2 separate regions of the Homo sapiens genome follow, and region 2 is linked to region 1. The links are chromatin loops, found by intact Hi-C in ENCODE. Cell type or tissue: endothelial cell of umbilical vein. All regions are shown on one strand. Each heading gives the region's core, and the rest is flanking DNA. Links, peaks and the distances in the headings are about the cores only. Region 1 holds the start of LOC105374005 (a long non-coding RNA gene). Region 2 has its middle 190 kb from the start of LINC00973.

The links. Peaks named below come from ENCODE experiments on the same cell type or tissue, not always from the same donor. Only the 100,000 strongest peaks of a DNase experiment are listed, where the experiment ranks them.
Region 2: it touches region 1 in a loop (9-fold over the local background); 6 of 110 quality-filtered maps call a loop at or near these places.

The regions. Positions count from the first base shown.
Region 1 is chr3:99,541,322-99,551,426 of GRCh38, reverse strand. All of the region lies in intron 1 of LOC105374007 (a long non-coding RNA gene), which reads left to right. LOC105374005 (a long non-coding RNA gene) reads left to right here and starts at 3,460. Exons shown (of 5, transcript XR_007095985.1): 1 at 3,460-5,909. In endothelial cell of umbilical vein, for the core only: no CTCF peak of the experiment used is centred there; DNase peaks (open chromatin) are centred at 5,276, 6,476 and 7,406; H3K27ac peaks cover 4,480 bases.
Region 2 is chr3:99,104,107-99,114,211 of GRCh38, reverse strand. No RefSeq gene overlaps it. Among named protein-coding and RNA genes, the nearest start is that of LINC00973, 190 kb to the right of the region's middle. In endothelial cell of umbilical vein, for the core only: no CTCF peak of the experiment used is centred there; a DNase peak (open chromatin) is centred at 5,501; H3K27ac peaks cover 1,590 bases.

The sequences.
Region 1 (10,105 bases), core at 3,079-8,078:
CAGCTCAGCTTCCTGAGTAGCTGGCATTACAGGTTCCTGCCACTCCACCTGCCTAATTTTTTATTTATAGAGATGGGATCTTGCTATGTTGCTCAGGCAGGTCTCAAACTTCTGACCTCAAGCAATTCTCCCACTTCAGTCTCCCAAAGTGCTGGGATTACAGACATGAGCCACCATGCCCAGGCTGATTAATCTCTTTTGTATAGCATCCCCTCATCATTCTCTATCCTTTGACCTTCATTTATTCTCCTTGCAGCATTTACCCACCTGACATGATACTATCTATTTGTTGATCTAAATTTTGTTCATCTCTTCCACAAGAATGTAAACTAATTGAGGTAGAACTTTTATCTGTCTTGTTGCTTGTTCTTTGTCCAGAACTCAGAATATAGCTTGCCATATGGTGGACAATGAATTGATGAATGAAAAAAAAATCAATGTCATAATGGGGAAAAAGCTTACTAAACTTGGAATCAAGAGGGATCAAGACAACTGGGTTCTAATCCTGGTTCCCTCATTGACTAATTATGAATCATTTGACTTTCTTGGATCTCAGTTTCTGTACAATGAGAAGTTTGGATTGTGAACTTTTAAGACCCCAATTCCACCATTCTCAAATTCTGTGTGTGTGATGTTTTCACTTAGAGACCATCTCTATGTCTCAACCCTAGGCCCAAACAGGATTTATGGCATTTTTTTTTCTAGAGCTCTTGGGAAATAAGCACAGGACTTTTCTTCCCTCTATATCCTGTCAAGGTTGAAATCCCCTCCAGGAGGGAAGTCACAATATTTGCACCTGCACAAACATTTCAGTGGAGAATCTCCCCAAGTTGCCTACTGAAAGGAAGAAGCCAGAGTTGTGAATTCCACATGGAAAGAGATTCAATTGTGCTTTGATCAGAAAGTTCATTACATTTGCTTCAGATTGCAATGCATATTCACTCAGGCCTGCAATCACTTACTCTGTGTTAGGCAGAAATCTTAGTGGAAAAAAAATAGCATGTGTGTACAACTCCATCTGTGTGAGTGCCTGCCAGAAACATTTATGAATCACTTGTCTCCTGATAGACAACTTGCCTTCTTAGTTTGCAACCATATTTCCCACAGATGTTGCCTTTGAATTAGCCATTGTCTCATTTAGTTTTGAATGTTTTCTCTGATTTCAGACTGTAATATGGGCAAATCCCACCTACCATAAAAGCTGGCAATACTTGCCTAATATTGAAGGAAGGAGACATTTAGAGCAAGCCAGGAAGCTGGAACACCGGATCAGGAACAGACACTTCTCCGCAAGTTTAGAGTTTGGTATTTCTCAAGTCCTGGCCTGAGGGATGTTTACTCTCAGGTTATACAAAGTCCCAGCTTGGGTTCTGGAAAAATTGAACTGACAACTTTGCCTGAAAGAAGTTTCTTGCTAACTCCTAGGTACATCTTGATTTTATTAGACCATGGCTATTATTGTGAGGTTTATTCAGAGCAATGAAGATGTCACTCACCGTGTCAAATTCATAGGTATGGTGGCCTTTATTACCTGGCAACATGCATTTTGTTATACATCAAATCCATGTAGGGCCATATTATCTGGATCTCAGATGTTACTGAGAAATGTTGTAAGGTAAATAGATTTTTTGGGGAATATCTTGGACTTAGCACACTTTACTTAATAGAAATATATTTATTGTCTTCACTTTTAAGTTACTCTGCCACTTTGCCATTCAACCTCTATTGGCTCTTTATTAACTTCAATTAGATTTTTCCTTCTCTTTTCCTTTAGAGATAAAATTAAATAAAAATAAAAACTTCTAAAGCAAACTCTATTCCTTTATAAATACTGTCTAAACGTGCCAGTGGTGTGTCCAATTTTAGACACAAGAGCTTAAAGTTGAATGCAAATTTTGATTTTCTTTATAAATGAGATGATGAAAATCTATTGTGAAAAGGTTATGAGAAAAAAGCTTATCTTGTAATTGCAGCCAAGATCCAAGCCATTATTTAAGACGTGAAGCATTTGGCAACAAAGAGATTGTTGTCATTAAAAAGGAAGCCCAACGCATTATTCTTGGGCTGAGAAAAAATAATTTAGCTGTCATTGTTATTTAAGGAGTAACACCGGAAGATGGGAGACATTAAAATAAGCAGCTTTACCTCAAGAAGTGTAATATCTTCTTTTCCCTCTAAGATGCAGAGGTAGTTAATAAACATTTGATGATTGATTTAAACATATTAGAGAGAGATTCACTTGTTAGTATTTATCATCTAGCTAAATTGTATTTTTTTAATGTATACAACTGAGATGAAGCCAATAGAACTTTACCACAGTGGTTGTAAAGAGATAAGAAATTATTATTTCTCATTATACCATCAGCAGACTGAGGTCTGTAACTTGATACTTATGCAAAAGATTACTAAATTGGTAGCTATTCTTATAAAATATTCACTTTAGGAAAGAAGGTGAGAATGAGGCCACTGACGTCATCTTGGCTTGGTTTACTTAAGCCTGGGCAAAGAGGGAAAAGGGCACTGGAGATTTGCATAGGTAAGTATTTAGAAGGCACTATTGTTTTTAAAGGCTACAGAAATGTTCAATGTGCTTATCTTCAACTCCTCCCAAATAGTTCCTCCAAATGCCCCATCCCTCAGGGGTTATTGTGAATCACAGTCCAAAATAGTTTGGCTGTCTCTTTTTTCATTTGCTTCTAATGTGGTGTTCTCTCTCTTCTTGGTATGAGAGGAAAACAATGGACATCTCTCAAAGATGTTTTCAAATGGGTTTCTTAATCTAACATACTATCTCATAAATATACCTTTTCTTTGTCTATCATCATTGCCTTAACCTTGCATTGCACTTCTTTTTCCATTTTTGGGGGTGAGGAAAGAGATGGCACATTAAGCTTAGGCCATTAAGGAGAGATTAATGCAGGACTATTTTTGAGGGTGTGAGCAGCCTTAGTGGAAACCACCCAGGGAAGGTAGAGTACATTAATCTCATAGGTCTCTCATTCTCTTATCTCCTACTGGTGCTTCCCATTGACCACACCCAATTGAAAGCTCAAGGGGCTCCTTGATGCAGGTCAACCTTTGGAGCACAGAGCAGGGTGGAAAAGATTGATGTGTGTATAGAGGTGGACAAATAGAGGTTATTCAGTGCATGGATTACTTCTGGAAAGCTATCAGTTTCTTCCTTTCCTAGCACTCAATGGGCAGCTTTCTTATTCTGTCAGTTGGTGTCTTCAGCAATCCAAAACAAAAGCATAATTTTTAAAGTGAATTGGGAATTCACATTCAAAGGGAAGGGAAAATAATCCAGGATTCTACTGTATTTTTGCTTCCCATACATAGTCTTAACCAACTTAAGCAAAACATAGGAAAGTGAATCTGCTCAAATATGTAATCTTCCCTTGTAGTCCCAAGTGCAGTATAAATGAATATGGAATGATATGTTGTAAATTATTCCAGCCACGTGCAAGTAATTGAGAGCTCATCATAGTAAAATTTTTAGTTTTTCTTACTATAATTCTATTTAATTTAGAGTATTCCTCCCTTTTCTCTATTTTTATTCCTTCTCCAATCAGTTTTTTCAATCTGTACTTTCTTGTCTTATGCGCTTTTAAATACATACCCTACTTTTTTTCCCTGATGCTGATGAAACCATTATTGCAATTAGCTAAGATACCATCAGTAGTGTGTTGCTTTCACCCTCCTTCCAGAATAGGCAGTTATAAACTAGGTTCTTCAGAGTGAGAATTCTTGACCAAGGAAAATGTTTTAAAGATTGACTTTTTATATATTAACCTCTTCTCTTTCAAAACCTCTACCTTGTAGTAGGTTATGGAAAACTCCTTCATCTCATGGGGGATGTAAATTTTGCTTAAGTTTGTGAATGTCTCCTAGTCCTCATGCCATTTCTCCATCAGACTAATGGCATTCCTTCAGGTATCATCTAAATGCCATTTTTTTTTTCAGGGAAGGTGCCTGTAAGTCCCAAGACAAGGATAAATCTTCTGTTGTGAAACTACACTATAATTCATCTCTTATATCTGTCTTGGTCTGATTGTAAGCTTCAGAAGAGCAGAAACAACCAGTGTTCTGTCTACTTCCACATCTCCTGACACCAATCATGTAGTAGACACTGATTAAAGACTTACTGAGTGGAAATTGAATCTGACCTAGTTAAAGACCAACCAAGCTGCAACCAGGCTGGTTTGGAAGCTCAAGAGCTTTATCAGTCATGGTAGGCTACACCACACTGTCAGGCTTTTTAACAGAGACATTTTTTTTTGTTTTTTTTAACAAAAAGACATGGTTTGGTCAGTAGCAGGATTAAATGTAGAATTTTGCATTTAGCTGCAAATACAGTGGAATTGCAAGTTTATTGCAATTTACAAAATTCCAAAAGATATGGCAAATATTTTTGCCTATTGCATTTTTGTAAGTATTTATTTTGGGAAGAGGCTGAAAATTTAACCTTCTTTTCATGGTCTCTTTCTTGTCTTATTTATGTCTAAAAGAAACTGATATGAAATGAACTGGAAACTTTAGGATTCTCTTTGTTCTTTTTAAACTCTTATTAAAACAATATGGAGAGAACACTGAAATTGGTCTCATAAGCTCCAGATTCCAGTTCCCAATCAACCATGTTTTCTCTTCTATAAAACACAGACAATAATAATGCCAATTGCATAGAATTGTTGTGAAGATTAACTGAGATGATTCATATAAGACATTGAGTGCAGGGCCTAGCAAATAGTAAGTGCTCATTAAATGATGATGATGGTGATGATAATGGTGATGGATGCTAAATTACTTAATATATCTGAATACTTCCTGTTTAATCTACATCACAGTATTGGGAAGTCATGTAAAAATGAGAAAAAAATATATGAAAGCACTCTGGAAACTACTTAATTCTAATGTACAACATTAATAATAGTAACAATGGGAGTGGTAAGTAATGGTAAGCATAAATGTTTCACGTGGATCTAACTCCTAAGTCATGCAAGGAGCACTCAGTTCTGTTCAGAACATACTGTGTTCTCTTTCTCTTTCTGTTTCCTTGCTTGGGAAATCAAGAGTTATGACTGGGAATGTAGTTTAAATGAGCCAGCAAAACACTCATCAAACGGTTTATTTTCCTAATCTTGGTGTATCAATTTCAAAACCTGAAAAGTTCATTTCATATTTCACAGGCTCTTTTATATATAGTGTCATAAATGCCAAGAAAGTTGTTGACTTAACTTTACATTTGTGAAAAGTAACCCTTAGTTGGCAAACAAATACTCCTGAACTGAAGGAGATAAGCTTCCTGTATACTTGCAAGTCGCTGCTTTTTGTTTTGTTTCATTTTCAAAAAACAAAAGACTTTTGGTTGCTTAAATTCTTATCACAAATAGCACAAATTTCCAGATTCTCAGCTGTGTTGAGGTCTCTAGCAGAAGTTCATTGCATTTTCTGCCAGCATTCTCCTTTAGAGGTGCTTTTACAACCAATCTTTAAGCTTGCTAAGGTTCAAATCACAGCTAACTCTTCCTGTTCAAAGCCACTGAAGAAAGACATATTTCAGAGAATCTAAACGTGGGAAAATTCTGTGCATAATCTCAGAACTTCAACTTTCTATCCCATCAAATTTGACTTAATAAAACTTCTCTTTCTCTCCTCTTTGTTTAGCAATATTAATGAAAAATGAATACAGGGTAAGAAACAGAAGGAAAAGAGGCAAAAATAGAGTATGGAGTACTTAAAATTTGTAACTAGCCTTTGAAGCATTTTTATTCATGTTATTCGGCAGATGCCTTCTGAAAAGTTTTCTGTTCAACAGAGTCATAAAATGTTAGCCCTAGAAGGTGCCTTGAAGACCACGATGAGTTAACTTTCTTCCTTTGCCAAGGAAGAAGCGATTACTTCAGCAACTGGTGGGTATCTCTTATATACGAGTGTTATGCTCACTGTGCTTTTCTGCATCTCTCTTGTTAGGTCTTGGTTATCACATAAACACTTGCCAGCAATCAGTATAATCAGTGTTGGCAAAACACAAATGTTAATGCCTTTTAATCAGCTAGGCTTTTAGAAAACTTGGGCTGAAAGCCCGGAATAATCCTACTTAGCTCTACAGATGAATGGTGCAGCAAGTTTTAAGAATTTTCATTCTTAATTAATGATGGTGACAGAAATGGCAGTTGTGTTCACAGTGATAGAAAAAAACCACATAGTCATGTGTTGTGTGGGCATGTGGGTGTGTGTGTCCTGACCTCACCACATGTTTCACATTCCCAACTTTCTTCTTACATTTCCTTCTAGCTTCTGTATTATTTAGCAATAAGCCTGGGGCAAGACACTGCCTCTGCTACCAAATGTTAGTGGAGCAAATACACCATTAATATTTCTTTGGCACGTGGGGAGGCGGGACATCTATGCAGTTTGTCCTTCCCAGATATCCTCATGTAGACCAAGTTGACCAATTTCTTTTCATAACTCAGGCCCTTTTGGCCGTGGGCCTATCTCTGTTCCTTCCATTTCCTTTCACTGCTTCCTGATAAGAAGTATAAGATTTGATGCCCTGAGTCAGAGGGTGAGGATATTTCTACTGCTAGCACATGCAGGTCAAAATCTGCTAGCACTTCTGCGGTTCCACACCCATGGATTCAACCAAATGCAGATTGAAAATATTCGGAAAAATAATTGCATCTGTACTGAATAGTACAGACTTTTTTTCTTGTCATTATCCCCTAAGTAGTACAGTATAATAGCTACTTACATAGCATTTATGTGTATTAGATATTATAACTACTCTAGAGGTGACTTAAAGATTATGAGAGAATGTACATAGGCTATATGCGAATACTATCTCATTTTATATCAGGGACTTGAGCATCCTCGAATTTTGGTATCTGTGGGGGCTACTGAAACCAATCCCCCACTGATAACAAGAGAGGACTGAAACCTTGGAACCTAGTAGTTGACACCTTAGAACCTAGGCATTTAATAACAACAAAAAAAGCCATTTATTCACTTAAGCTTGTGATTTTGGAACAAATTTTTGATGAGTAATCAGGATGAATAATAAAATTTACTTGATTATAAGAAAAGAGCTGCATTTCAAGAACTATGTTCACCTAAACATATTCTCCATAATTAGAACACTTTGGATTTAAAATCTTACCCTGAAGTACGTGCCAGTGATTGCCCTAAAAACCTTTCTATGGACAGTTACATATCCTTGATGAAATGAGCACTATAGGGACACCACTGTCTAGTTTCACCCTAATACTTCTGCTGAGGCTTTTCCTCCACACCTCCACAGCCTCTCTGCCTGTCAAGAACTCTACTCTTTGGGAGGGGCTTAAAGTACCCTAAGCTGTAGAACACAATGAGGGGTCTATGTAGTGTCTCTGATGGAGAGCAGCATACTCCAGGCATGAGTGAGCATCTTTTTGCTGGCACTTCCACCGTGGCTTGCCAGCAGCTGTTGATGCATGGTGTTTTCTGAGAGAGATGAGCAGCTAATGTGATCCTTTAGCATAAGCAGATGAGGAACTCAAGCAAGGGACCTTGAGGTGGGAGAGGATGTGGGGATGGGCTGCAAAAAGTGGTTTTGCTTTGACTTCCAAGAGGATCCCTGTGCTGGACAGACAGACTGTTTTCTAATACATCAGCTTCTTCTAGTCATAGATCCCTCCCCCACATCAGGGTTCTCCTCTACCCAAAGTTGTTTAATTGGTATTCTTTGAGAAACACTTTTATTGTCTGAGATTATGACCTTTCCCCATTTTTAAACTTAAAATGCTTGTTGTTCACAAAATGAGGGTGATGATAGATGGTATTTCTTATTTTTGATGGGCCAACTTGGCAAAATTGACACTTGGCAGTTTTCTGACAATTCTCTACATTTTACAAAAAATTTACTGGTTGTTGAATTCCCAAAGTTGCGAAACTAGGGTGTTCAGGTCTTCGGAACAAGGGTAGCCAGGAAAGCTTGGAGGGGAAAAGGAAGATCTTGCAGACACTATAAATAAGGCAGACAAGGACATTGAGTGCCAGAGGAAGGGAGGAGCAAACAGGTACTAGACAGGAAATGGGTTAAGTCAGAGGAAGTGAGATTAAGCAGCAAGGAATGGGCCTTGCAAAATCGATAGAAAGGAATGTGAAAAAGAAGTGACCTCAGGGGCAGGGTTGCAGCACAGGTGCTGGTGCATGTGGTAGTCTTGGAACTGGAATAAATGCCAGGTAAGTCAGACCTTGAAACCCCACTGCTACTTTGTCACAATGAAGGAGTAGAGGTTGCTAGAGGCTTCTGATTCAGTAGAAAGGGAACTCAGATGTGATATCTTCCTTCAACTTAGAACACACATAGTGGGGCTAGCCATGGGGTTTTCTGTGTTAGCAGAGGGAGGGAAATGTGATAACAGTGTCACAGGCTGCCAGGACAAGGGGAGACAGGCACCTCTCCAAAATCTCCAGAACATAACAGGAAATAGCAAGATCAGCATCTTCACCCAAAACAGATATTGTTAATGTTTTTAACACTTACATCCAAATATAATGGATGATAAAACAGATAATACATTGCTGTTTCAATTCATATTTTCCTGATTAGTAGAGATTCGACAGCTTTTCTGACTTTCAGAGTCATTTGTACTTCTTTTCAAATTGCCTATTTGAAATTGACCATTTAGTTTTCTGGCTATTAGAATGTATTAAGGGATAGAATATGGTGTGGTTTTGTTTTTGCTTTTTTAGAGACAGTGTTTCACTCTGTTGCCTAGGCTGGAGTGTAGTGGCAAGATCATAACACGTTGCAGCCTTGAACTCCTGAGTTTTTTAAATTTTTACCTACCTATTTACATATGAGATTAAGATCTTGACCTTGGACTCAGAGAGCCTGGGTTCAACTCTTGGCTTTGCTACTTATGTGTGATCTACTTCTTAGAGCTTCAAGTACATAATCATTAATGAGGAAATTCTATGTAAAGGGCTTAGCACAAGATTTGGCACCGTACATGAATGGTTGTGATTGTATTTAATAAAAAAAAATTCAGATCACTAATAATAAAGACCAACTCCACTCATCCACTCTAGTCAGTTAATTCTGCTTCAACCTGAAACTTAGGCTGGGGTTCACACTGGGGTTTCTATTCTGAGTTGTGCTGTTAACTGCTATTCCTGAGATACAGGATAAACACTATAGATATAGATATGGATGAGATATTATTGCACCTCATCTGCTCACTTTATTATGTATTAGTTACCTCTTATAAATAGTTTAGAAACTAATGATTAATGATATTCATATATAATCATATCTAAGATCTATATCTGGTATAACTATTCTTGTTTTATATTTTATTATACTGGAACAGCTCGTGTCCTTGGTCTCTTGCCTCGGCGCCTGGGTGGCTTGCTGCCCACAACAATCGTTATTGAGTTGTAAGTTATGATAGCAATAACTGAAGTGAATGATGCTTTGAGTATATGAAAAAGGGAATAAAGTTCCAGTTTTCCGCTAGAATATTTTGGAGAATTATTTGTCATTATTATCAATAACTATAATATGAAACTGTTAATATAATTTAAAATATCCTTATACCAAAGGTATAACTAAGGTCATTTCATGAAAATTGATAATTTCTCTTAAGAATTCTATTAAGAATATATGTGACTAAATAATTTTGAGAGAAAATATGGAATGTTTCTTCTTTTTCCTCTTATTACTGAATTATGTGTAAAGCTATAAAATGTTACATAAAGGACTTATAAATGTCACCCCAGTCTCTCTTACCAATAATTTTTATTTTATGAAACTGGAATTTCTATTAAAATGAAATAGGTAGAATTAGGAATTTACAGTAATAATCTTGATAGCTCTGTGCTTCAGAGACTATTTCCCATTGATCTCTACAAATTACATGGAACTTTTGAGAGGAAGCAGATGTTATGTCCTCTTGGTGGATATCAAATGCATGTGGTCATGAAGGGGCTTGTTGAGTGAAAGCATGCAAGAAACCAGACTGGCATCACAATCTAAGTCTGTCAGTTCCCAAAAGTGGACCCCTGGGGCTCAAACAAAGCCAAGGGTTGAGGCAATTAGGCTGATGATTACTTCAACTGCCCT
Region 2 (10,105 bases), core at 2,953-7,952, 440 kb after region 1:
AGGACCCCAGGTGTGCTGCTCTGTATCCCTGGCCGCTAATTTGGTGCCGTACTCCTACCTTCTGTTTGCTCATCACACGCCTTTATTTTCTAAAAGATCTCCCTATATGAGATACCACTCAAAATAATATTATTTCCAGCTTTGTGTTACATTTCTAAGGCACACATGAATTATCCCTGTGTTCCTAGAAGAGAGTTCTAATTAGATCTCGATACCTGTTTAATTCTGAACTATGAAAACTTTATTCTCATGATCAGTACTTCCCTGAGGTGCTCTTTCTACGGGAGTCTCTTTTTTCCCTTAACATGGTTTCTCTTTCTTGCCCACATGCACTCCTCAGGCATTTGATGGAAGCATACACTAACTCCTTCCTTGGAAGTGATACTGATAAATGAGTATGTATCAGGGGCAGAATGGTGACCAGTTAGCTACAAAGTCAACTTGCAGCAAAAGCACAAAAAGGTTAGCTTTTCTTTGACATCAATAATGAGGACACAATTTCTTATGATATTTCCTTAGAAATTGCAAAGTGCAGAGTGAAAATACAATGTATTTTTAGTTCTTTGCCTTTCCTCATCCGTTGAAAAAGCAAGCAACTTTTTTCTTAAATTTAAAACTCATTAATCACTTCTGGATTACAGATTAATTTTATCTGAACATTTCCATAATGTCTGAATCCACACATCAATTATGTATACACACACACACACACACACACACGTGTATGTGATTTTATTCAAAACCAGGCCATCTAAAAAATTAAAATGGGAGGCTCAAAATAAAAATGGGAGGCTCCAAATAAAACATGATTACTTTCCAAGATTTCCACTGTGTTCTGATTTCAAATATTGAATTTTTTTTCTGGGATCTGTTGTTGTTTAAATTGTCTGTTCACCAAGCCATGTTCTCAGCTGGAGCACTCAAAAGCAGGGACATATTTCTGTATATATTTTTAAGGTTCATTCACATTATGTTTGAAAGTTGCAATAAATCAACTTAATTTGAATCAGTCCATAAGTTTATATGCCTGTCTAAACTTTCTGTTTGAATATAAACCGTAAGTGCATATTTTCCCTTTAATCATTTTTTTTTCTGTTTAAATGCTGTTTCAAGACTTCAATATGTGTTTATTCGCATTGTTGATTTATTCATTCATTCACCCATTCAGCAGATATATACCATGCTTCTTCTATGTGACAGATCCTATATTGGTAAGTGTGGAGATATAAAGACAAATAAGACATGATCTCTATGTTAAAGGGCTCTCAGTCTGGCAGCGGAGTGGGGCTTTGTAGTTCACATAGCATTTTCAAATACTTATTCACCCTCAATGACCATTACAGTGGGTTTCAACTGGAATGCAATGAGAATCACCTGGGAAGCTTTAAAAAATTACCAGTGCCTGGACCCCACCTCCGGAAATTCAGATTTGATTTCTCTTGGGTCAGGCCTGGTCATGGGCATTTTTTAAAAGTTCATGAGATGATTCTACTATGCAGCCAAGATTAAGGACTGCCGTTCTACTGTTATTTAATTGCTGTGGTTCTCCTTGGACACCATACTGTTTCCCATGCCTGAGTTTTTGCTTCTCTATCCCTGTACTTACTACTTTACATTGGAATCCTTTTTCTGGTTTTCAACAACCCTCTCACCCCCTGACACACAGACACAGTTTTGAACTCCATCTTATCCATCTTGTAGACCTGAGTGCCTAGCACAGTACCTTACCCACAGTAGGAGCTCATTGTTTGTTGAACCATCTTCAACTTGATCACAAAATATACTACTTTGTGTTATCTCTTCTACTTCAGCACAAAAGATGAAATCTTCCATCTGATTAGATCTACTATTTCATTTTTGTCTCCTTCTTGCTAAGGACCCAGGGCAATTGCCCTGGAGCAAGGCAGGAGGACAGGAAAAGTGGTACTGTGATGTTCTACACTCAAAATCATCCCTCCTCACTAATTCCTATTGTTTCATACCTCAACTCCCTCTCTCTGTGCTACATTTGGCAGGAAAGTAAGGAATGTGGCCATTGACCTAAAGCAACCCAGCTCATCCAGCCAAGGTTGCTGTCGGGAACCTCAACAGATCTTCATTAAAACAATTTTTCCTACTGACCCTTAAAGATATACCCAGCTGGGTCAAAATTCAAAATATGCACCAAGTTTAGACCTTAACTGTAAAATCTATAGCACTCAATACTTACGAAATTTCTTTCTTGATAATAGATCTTTACAGTGTATTTTTCTAACGGAATGAATGTTGTTCAAATGTGTTAGGGCCATCCCAAGAAATACAAACCAAGTACTTTAATTCTTCAAACAAGTTAAACTATTAGTATTACCAAAACAATTTGTAAAATTTAATAATACAGTAAAAATAAAATATTAAATGCTTTATACTAGTTTCTGGGCTTAAAACTGACTATTTTGTTGTATATGTGAATTTTTATAAACATGAGTAGAATAAAGTTGTTTAACATCATAATATTTAATACCTTTATTTTATTGTTATTTACAAAAATTAACATATGTTACACACATATATATGTAGTATATGTCTATATGTATGTATATGTAGTGTATGCCATAAATACTAACAGAAAACATGCTCTCATAGAGCATTTTAGCTCCAGTTTCCCCACCAGAAGCATTTTAGCTCCACTTCTGCTACCAGCATAAGGACGAGTTATTCATTTGGGCATGCAATGGGGTTTGTATAACAGGAGAAGAAACCTGAAATTATGACTCAGAACTTACATAGCGTGGGACATGTGCCCCTCCTCCTCTCCATAGAGAGAGAAACATTTACCCTGAAATGCAACCAAATTTTCTCTGATTATATTTTTTTTAGCTTTGTGTGCACACTCAAATCTCATCTTGAATTGCAATGCCATAATCCCCACATGTCATGGGAGGGACCAGTGGAAGGTATTTGAATCTTGGGGACAGTTTCCCCCATGCTGTTCTCGTGATAGTGAGTGAGTTCTCAGGAGATGTGATGGTTTTTTAAGTGTCTGGCATTTCCCCTGCTGGCATTCATTCTCTCTCCTGCCACCCTGTGAAAAGGTGCCTTCTGCCATGATTGTAACTTTTCTGAGGCTTCCCCAGCCATGCAGAACTGTGAGTCGATTAAACCTATTTTATTTGTAAATTACCTTCTCTTGGGTATTTCTTCATAGCAGTGTGAGAACAGACTAATACATCTGGGAAATGGAGGGGAAGGGCTTGACCATGGAACGTAAGCAAGTGGCTCTGGAGAGATGAGTCTCTAAATCTTTCTGGAGCAATGCACCATTTCTACTTTCCAGCACATATTTGCTATTGAAACCTGAGCTATACAAAAATATAAAAGTATTCATGGAGAACTGTCTCCCAATAAAAAATGTACAGATATTTTCTGTAAATAATTTGTAACATTAACCCAATGTTCTTTCCTTTTTGTAGACCCTAGTGTTTCATGAATTTCCACACATTCTGGACACTAAGCTAGAAGTAGCCACATATCCACTCAATAGTGACAGAAACAACACCATATGAAGCAAAGCCGGGATTCCTACATTTAAAATTCTGAATCAAAGCATTAGAATATTATAATTTGGCTGCCAGATTGTTGAACATTCTGGATTCAGTGGAATACAGAAATAAAATGGTTTTCGGCTTTTTTTTTAAACGACTTTCACTATGCCAGGAGGGCTGTTCATTTACCACCTCTTTGTAAAATCTCAGTCAATTTCCATAGTTTTCCAGCCACTTCCAGTTATCAAAAAGTTCGATCCAATTTGTCATTTCAAACTTTAGTCTTTTATCCACGCTTCCTCTAGTTCAAGTTAGCTGTGGCCTGAAGAATATGGAATAAGGAAGGGGCATGGAGTGCTCCATTAACTCATCTTTGTTCCCTTGCTGAGTCCCCTTCTCTTGTGGCATGTGGGAAGCAGACAGGAGAAACGAAAGATTGGAAGCAAACGTTTCTTACTTATCTATAGCTACAGCAGTCCTCTCTGTGAGATGATCTTGATATGATGGCCCTCGAATGGACACATAAGTGGGATCTTTAGATGACCCTTGTTGGGTCTTCTAACTAAAATTTCTGCCTGAGGATATTTGGTCTAGATTGACATTGTCAATCTCCATAAGTGTCTTCCTATACTCATTCAACCCACAGCCTCTTGCTTCTAGGTTGCCTTTGCCTGGAAGATACTTTGCCTATGAGTATTGCATCCATCCTGCCATGACAGGGGGAGTGAGGTGTACCCCTGCTCCATTTTTATCCCCTCCCTCATTTATGCCATATTTCTCCAGTTCCTTTTCTTTTGCTTAATTCCACACAGAGAGCAGCTCAGCAAGTTATCCACCTGGGCATACATCCCACAGAGAATGAGATGCCAGTGGCTGTCTCCTCTAATCTCTAGGATTGGCTCCTTTGGATCTCTTGACTCAGGGAAGGAAGTGATTCCTCAAGGAACCACTATCTATCGCTTCTGTAGAGGAAGTAAAAGTGTTTCAGTTATCTCTGCTTAGACTCCAATTATTCTCAAATTTCTGTAGTCTGTATAGTTTCTGCTCATATAGATAGGTAGTCAGGATACAGTGATGTTTGAAGTAAAACAGCCAACTTGGTCATCTTTTAATAAGACCTGAAAAGGTCTGGCCCCAATAGTACTCATTAAGTAACCTTATTAGAACATGGGGATTCTATGTGTCCTTCTGCTTCTAATTCTGGATCCCTGTTTCCAATTCTGGAACAATAGCAAGTCTCACTTGACAATGTGTTAGGTAGGGTAACAAGTCCCTTAGTTTCTTAGTTAAGGGACAACTAATTAGAATTGTTCTTATTGGAATTATTCTATATATTAGAATTTCTAGTCTTAGACTGCTTCTGATACATACAAATGCATTCTTTTTATTTACATCACCAAATAATCTGCCTTCTGCTATTCAAAATTTTATTAAACACTGCTTTTCCTAAGCTAAGTAATTAATCAGGCTAATGTAATTTAATGCCAAAAGTGATTAGCAGTAAAGAATGTTCTGGCTAGAAAGAACCATTATAAACTCAGTGAAATTCTATTAAGCAGTAATAATAGTGGATTTTAAAAGGTAAAATAGTTTTTCCAAGGTTATCAAATTAATTAGTGGAAAAGATAGAACCAGAATCCTGACCTCCTGACTTCTGAAAGAGGAAATTTTCCCAAATACATCATGATTTTTGTTTTTTTGCACAAATCAGCATGACCCAACAACAAAACTCACGTGAACCAAAAACATCCAGCTAGTTATACTTATTTGATGGCATATCTCTGGGCACCATGATCTTAAATGGCCATGAAACAATTATGACATAACATAAATGATCAAATAATTCCTTTCTGTATTGTATAACCTGTCATGAGACTGAGCCATGTGTTCTGTGAAGACAGGCAAGTTCAATACTCATGCTGAGTCATACTTAAAAATTGGCACATGTATTTGGAATGCACGTGGGAAAGACATCATTGCACAAAAGTGTGTATTCAGAAGAGATAGCAAGTTTGGCTTAAAACCATAGAAACCAAGTTTCCGGGCAAAGTATGTCATTTTGCAGCTGTTTCCTGCATCTGTAACAATCTTACTACAGTTAACCAGATTAAGTTGGAGGTGTCAGGATATAACCTGGGAGCATGTCTCTTGATGACTCCTCTGGGGTGTTGGGGAATTTTAGTATAAGCAATTACTAATATATCTATAATAAGCTATTGTAAGATGTACTAAGATCAGTGAATAAGAATAATTATAACTCTAAACCATCTTTTCCACAAACTTCAAGAAGTTGAACTAACTTTGCTAAAACATCTATGGGAAATATACTTCTCTTAGGAAAATTGAGGTGGGCATATCTTTTGGGAATGTCTTTGGAAATATTTATAGGAGGGTAAGCTGACATCCAGAATAAGGAGTACAGCCCAAGAAAACTAATTTAGTTCCATAAAGTGGACATTCCAAAGTCCAAAAGCAAGGAGACACAGGGGGAACAAGGGAACCATATATATAAACCAAAAGATTATATATGTAGTGATAATGGTTCCTCAGCCCAGCTTCCTTATTTGGGCTCATTGATATAACTAATCTTTATTGAGCTCTTAACTTCTGCCAATAATGGGAATATAATAATATTAGACAAGACATGGTCTCTACCATTCAGGAATTTATTACCTCTATGGGAAATAAATTAGTACAGCAATAATTACAATGAGAAATGACACTAATTGTATCACTTCCTGCATCTTGCTTTGCATCTCTCTTATGTCTTGATATACAGTTCCTTGGGTATGCTAATATTACTCCTACTACAGGGTAAGCTCTTTGGGAATAGTGATTATGTCTTTGAGGCTTTTGCAGTGCTTGGAAATGCCAAATATTTTACAAGCAAAAGGGATTACTTTGACTATGAGCAAAGCGTTACAATTTATGAACAACTTTTAAGTCCACAAAGTCACTTGGCTAAGGGCCACTATAACCCTATGAAATGTTTAGGGCCTGTATGATTATCCCTATTTCTTAGTCAGTGAAAATGAGGTTTGGAAATCTCAAATTGATTTCCCAATGTAAGTGGTAGAAGAGGCACTAGGCTCTATTTTCCATTCCCTCTGTTATTCCTATGATTATGTGTTGCCTCCTTAGAACATGATAAATGATCCACAAGTGTGATCCATGTTTGAAAGAGAGATAGATCATGTGAGTAATCAAAAAGATGTCATAAAAATATGGCATTGAGCTTATAGTATTGCTTCAAGACCTCTCTAATATTAACCATATTTAAGAATTTTTTTGCTATTTTATTAATTTGTATTCCAATTTGCTCTTCTGATCAATATTGAGGATGCTATTTTAAGTTGAAAACTTCTAGAGAACAAGGCAATATTTTTGTATATGAGGAATAGTATTCTGAATACCTGTTGGTAATAAGTACCTGATTTTCAATGACTGGGTAATTTATCTTGAAATTTTAAGACTTAAGACCACACAATTGTAGAGCTAGAAATGACTCTAGAAATAAAGTAGTAAAATTGTCCTACATGTTTTTGCCATGTAGTGGCCTTTTTATGAGCCTCCTCCCCCCATAGTTCTCCCCTACTTATTTTTAAATATTTTGCCACTATTATTTAGTCCAAAAATAAAGAAAACATGTCACAACTCTGCAAGGAATGCACAAACTAATGTGAGATGTAAATCTGTAATTAAATAACTGTACAATAAACATATTATCCTCTATCTTACGCCCTTTCAATCTGCTTCATCTCAGGAAATGGTGCCACTGTTCACTCAGCTGCCCATGTCTCCAGCCTAGACTTCATCATTCATTCCTGTTTCCCTCATTGCCCAAATCCAATCCATTTGAAGTTTACCAGCATGGCTACTGCTCTTAATTCAGCTCAATTATCACTTCCTTAGAAAGACCATCCCTGACCTCTTGATTTAATGCAGCCAGCCTCCCTGCTGTGGTTTGAATGTGTTCCCTCCAAAATTCAGGTGTTGCCAATGTGATAGTGTTAAGAGGGAGGGCCTTTGACAAGTGATTAGGTCATGAGAGGTCCTCCCTCATGAATGGAATTAATGCCCTTATAAAAGAGGTTTCCAGCAGCATTTGGCTAGCTTGCCCTTCTGCTTTCTGCCATGTGTGCCACAGCATTCCTCTCCTCCCAGAGGATGCATCAACAAGGTTCCCTCTTGGAAGCAGTGAGTAGGTCTCACTGGAAAACCAAACCTGCCAATGTCTTAATCTTGGACTTTCCAGCCTCTAGGACTGTGGGCAATACATTTCTGTTCTTTATAAATTACAGTCTGTGTTATTTTGTTATAGTAACACTCCCCAACTTCTGCTACCCTCTATATTCTTAAACTGCTTTATTTTTATTAATGGCACTGATTACTACCTGAAGTAATATTATTTTAACATTTATTTGCTTATTATTTATTTCACACTAGAATGTATAAAAATCATGAGGTTAAGTACTTTGTATTATTCTCTGCTGTATCATCAGTTACTAGAACACATAGTGGAAAGTCAACAAATATTTGGGTGGATGACTAGAGGGATGAATATATGGACAAATGAATGGATAGACATATCAACCAATGGATTATTAAATGGATGAATACATGAATAGAATGATATAGTGAGAGTACAATGAAAAGAAATGAGGAATCATGGCTGAAGGAAAAGCTAAAGATAGATGATAATCAGTTGGGTCTTAAAAAAAAAAAGTAGAAGTTAATAAGACAAATTAGGTAGAGGGGAGCAGTGCCAGCTAAGGAAGCTAATACAGACATGAGAGTGGGTATAGATCTTTCAGTGAGTGTGGAATACAAGGTATGGATCAGAAGCCACAGGAAAAGAGCAGTTTATTAGATTGAGGCTATATATCTAAAGACCTTGTATCCTTGCTAAGGACTTTGGATTTGCTCTTTGAGTAATATGGAAGAGATTTTATAAATAAAAGTACCACGATAAGATCTGTGGTGAACATGGGTTGAGCACACTTCACAGGGAAGAGCCAGGAGTCAGGAACAGAATTTAGGGCTTACTTTCAACATTACCAACTATACTATCAACTATGAGTGGAGGACCTAGGCCAAGGATGTGGCATGAACATGAACTTGGAGAAACATAAATAGGACATATTTCTGAAATAAAATAAAGTGACAGAATTATATGGTTGCGTTTGAGAAAGGGGGAGATGAAAAACTAAGGGTGATTCCATAATGCCCTGCTTGGGACCTGACAAGAGGGTGATGGGTTAATGAAAGTAGGGAAGCCAGAGGAAGGGTCAGGAAGTAAGAGGAAAAATAAGAGTTCAGTTCAAAGGAACAATATAACATATGGGGGTTGATTCGATTTGTTGGGTAGTTGGATATTTGGTTTGGGAACTGACAGAGAGATTGATCTTAAGAGTACAATGTTTATGAGCATGAAACTATAGGTGGTAGTTTAAGCTATGAGAGTGTCCATCAAGCAAACTTTGTGTATTAATAATTATTTTCACACCTTTAACTTATAAAAATAAAGCTTCTAATCAGAGCTATTGATTAGGACCCATGCTAACACAAACATTATGTTGATGCTTTGAATATAAAACAAAGAAACTTGAATTTTTAGTTGTCTTTTGTTGAATGTATGATTTCTGAGTTTTTTTTTTAACATACTGTCAATAACAGTCCTTATTCTTTGCAAATATCTGGTAGGGAGGAAGTCTGGGGCCTTCAAGTTAGGAACCAATGACCTAGTCCAACCCTTTAGGGAAAAAATCCTTAAACCCAAGGCATTATATCAGTTTAACATTAATTAATTCTTACCTTGAACTTGAATATGGAGGCTCTGTAGCCATGGAAGCTCCTTGTGTCATCTTTAGGATTTCCCTCAGCTCATTTGATACAGAAGTAAAAGAATATGGGTTGAGCAATATATTGACCCAAAGGCCACTAAGTTCTGACCAGCTCTCATTTTACCTTTACCTATGCTCTTATCCAGGGAAGTGGGGAGATGTGCACAGGACAACAGGACAAGGAGAAGAATGACAGTGGTAAAAGGACATGAGAGAGAAACATACAAATTTTGCCAGTCTTGTCCTTAATAAGGAGCAAAAGCAATATTAAGAAGTTTTGTCTCTAGTTTCTAGAAATATATAAGTAGATTGTCAGTTTACTGGAGGTATGATAGAAGAAAGCCAGATCAAGAATATGAAAATGGAATCTGCTTAAAAGCAGAAAATTTTTAATTTAACTACAGGGAAAATGCTAATGCTCTTAAAAATTAAAAACGTATTTGAGAATTATTAGGGAAACAAAAGTATGTATTTGCATAATGCCTATGTCTGCAGTTAATTTTTACATTTCCAGTCCAATTATTATTACTCATTGTTATTTAAAATTACTTATCCTTTTAAATTTCCCAGAGATACTAAACATAACCCCCATAACATCACCCTATGGAAATTTGCTGTGGAAAAGATGACTTTGGTGGCACATGGCATGTAGGCAACCTTATAATCCTAGTCACAACTGCAAAATGGGCAGTTTGTTATTGGAAGTGAAAAGACTTCTCTCTCAATTCTTAGAAACTCAAG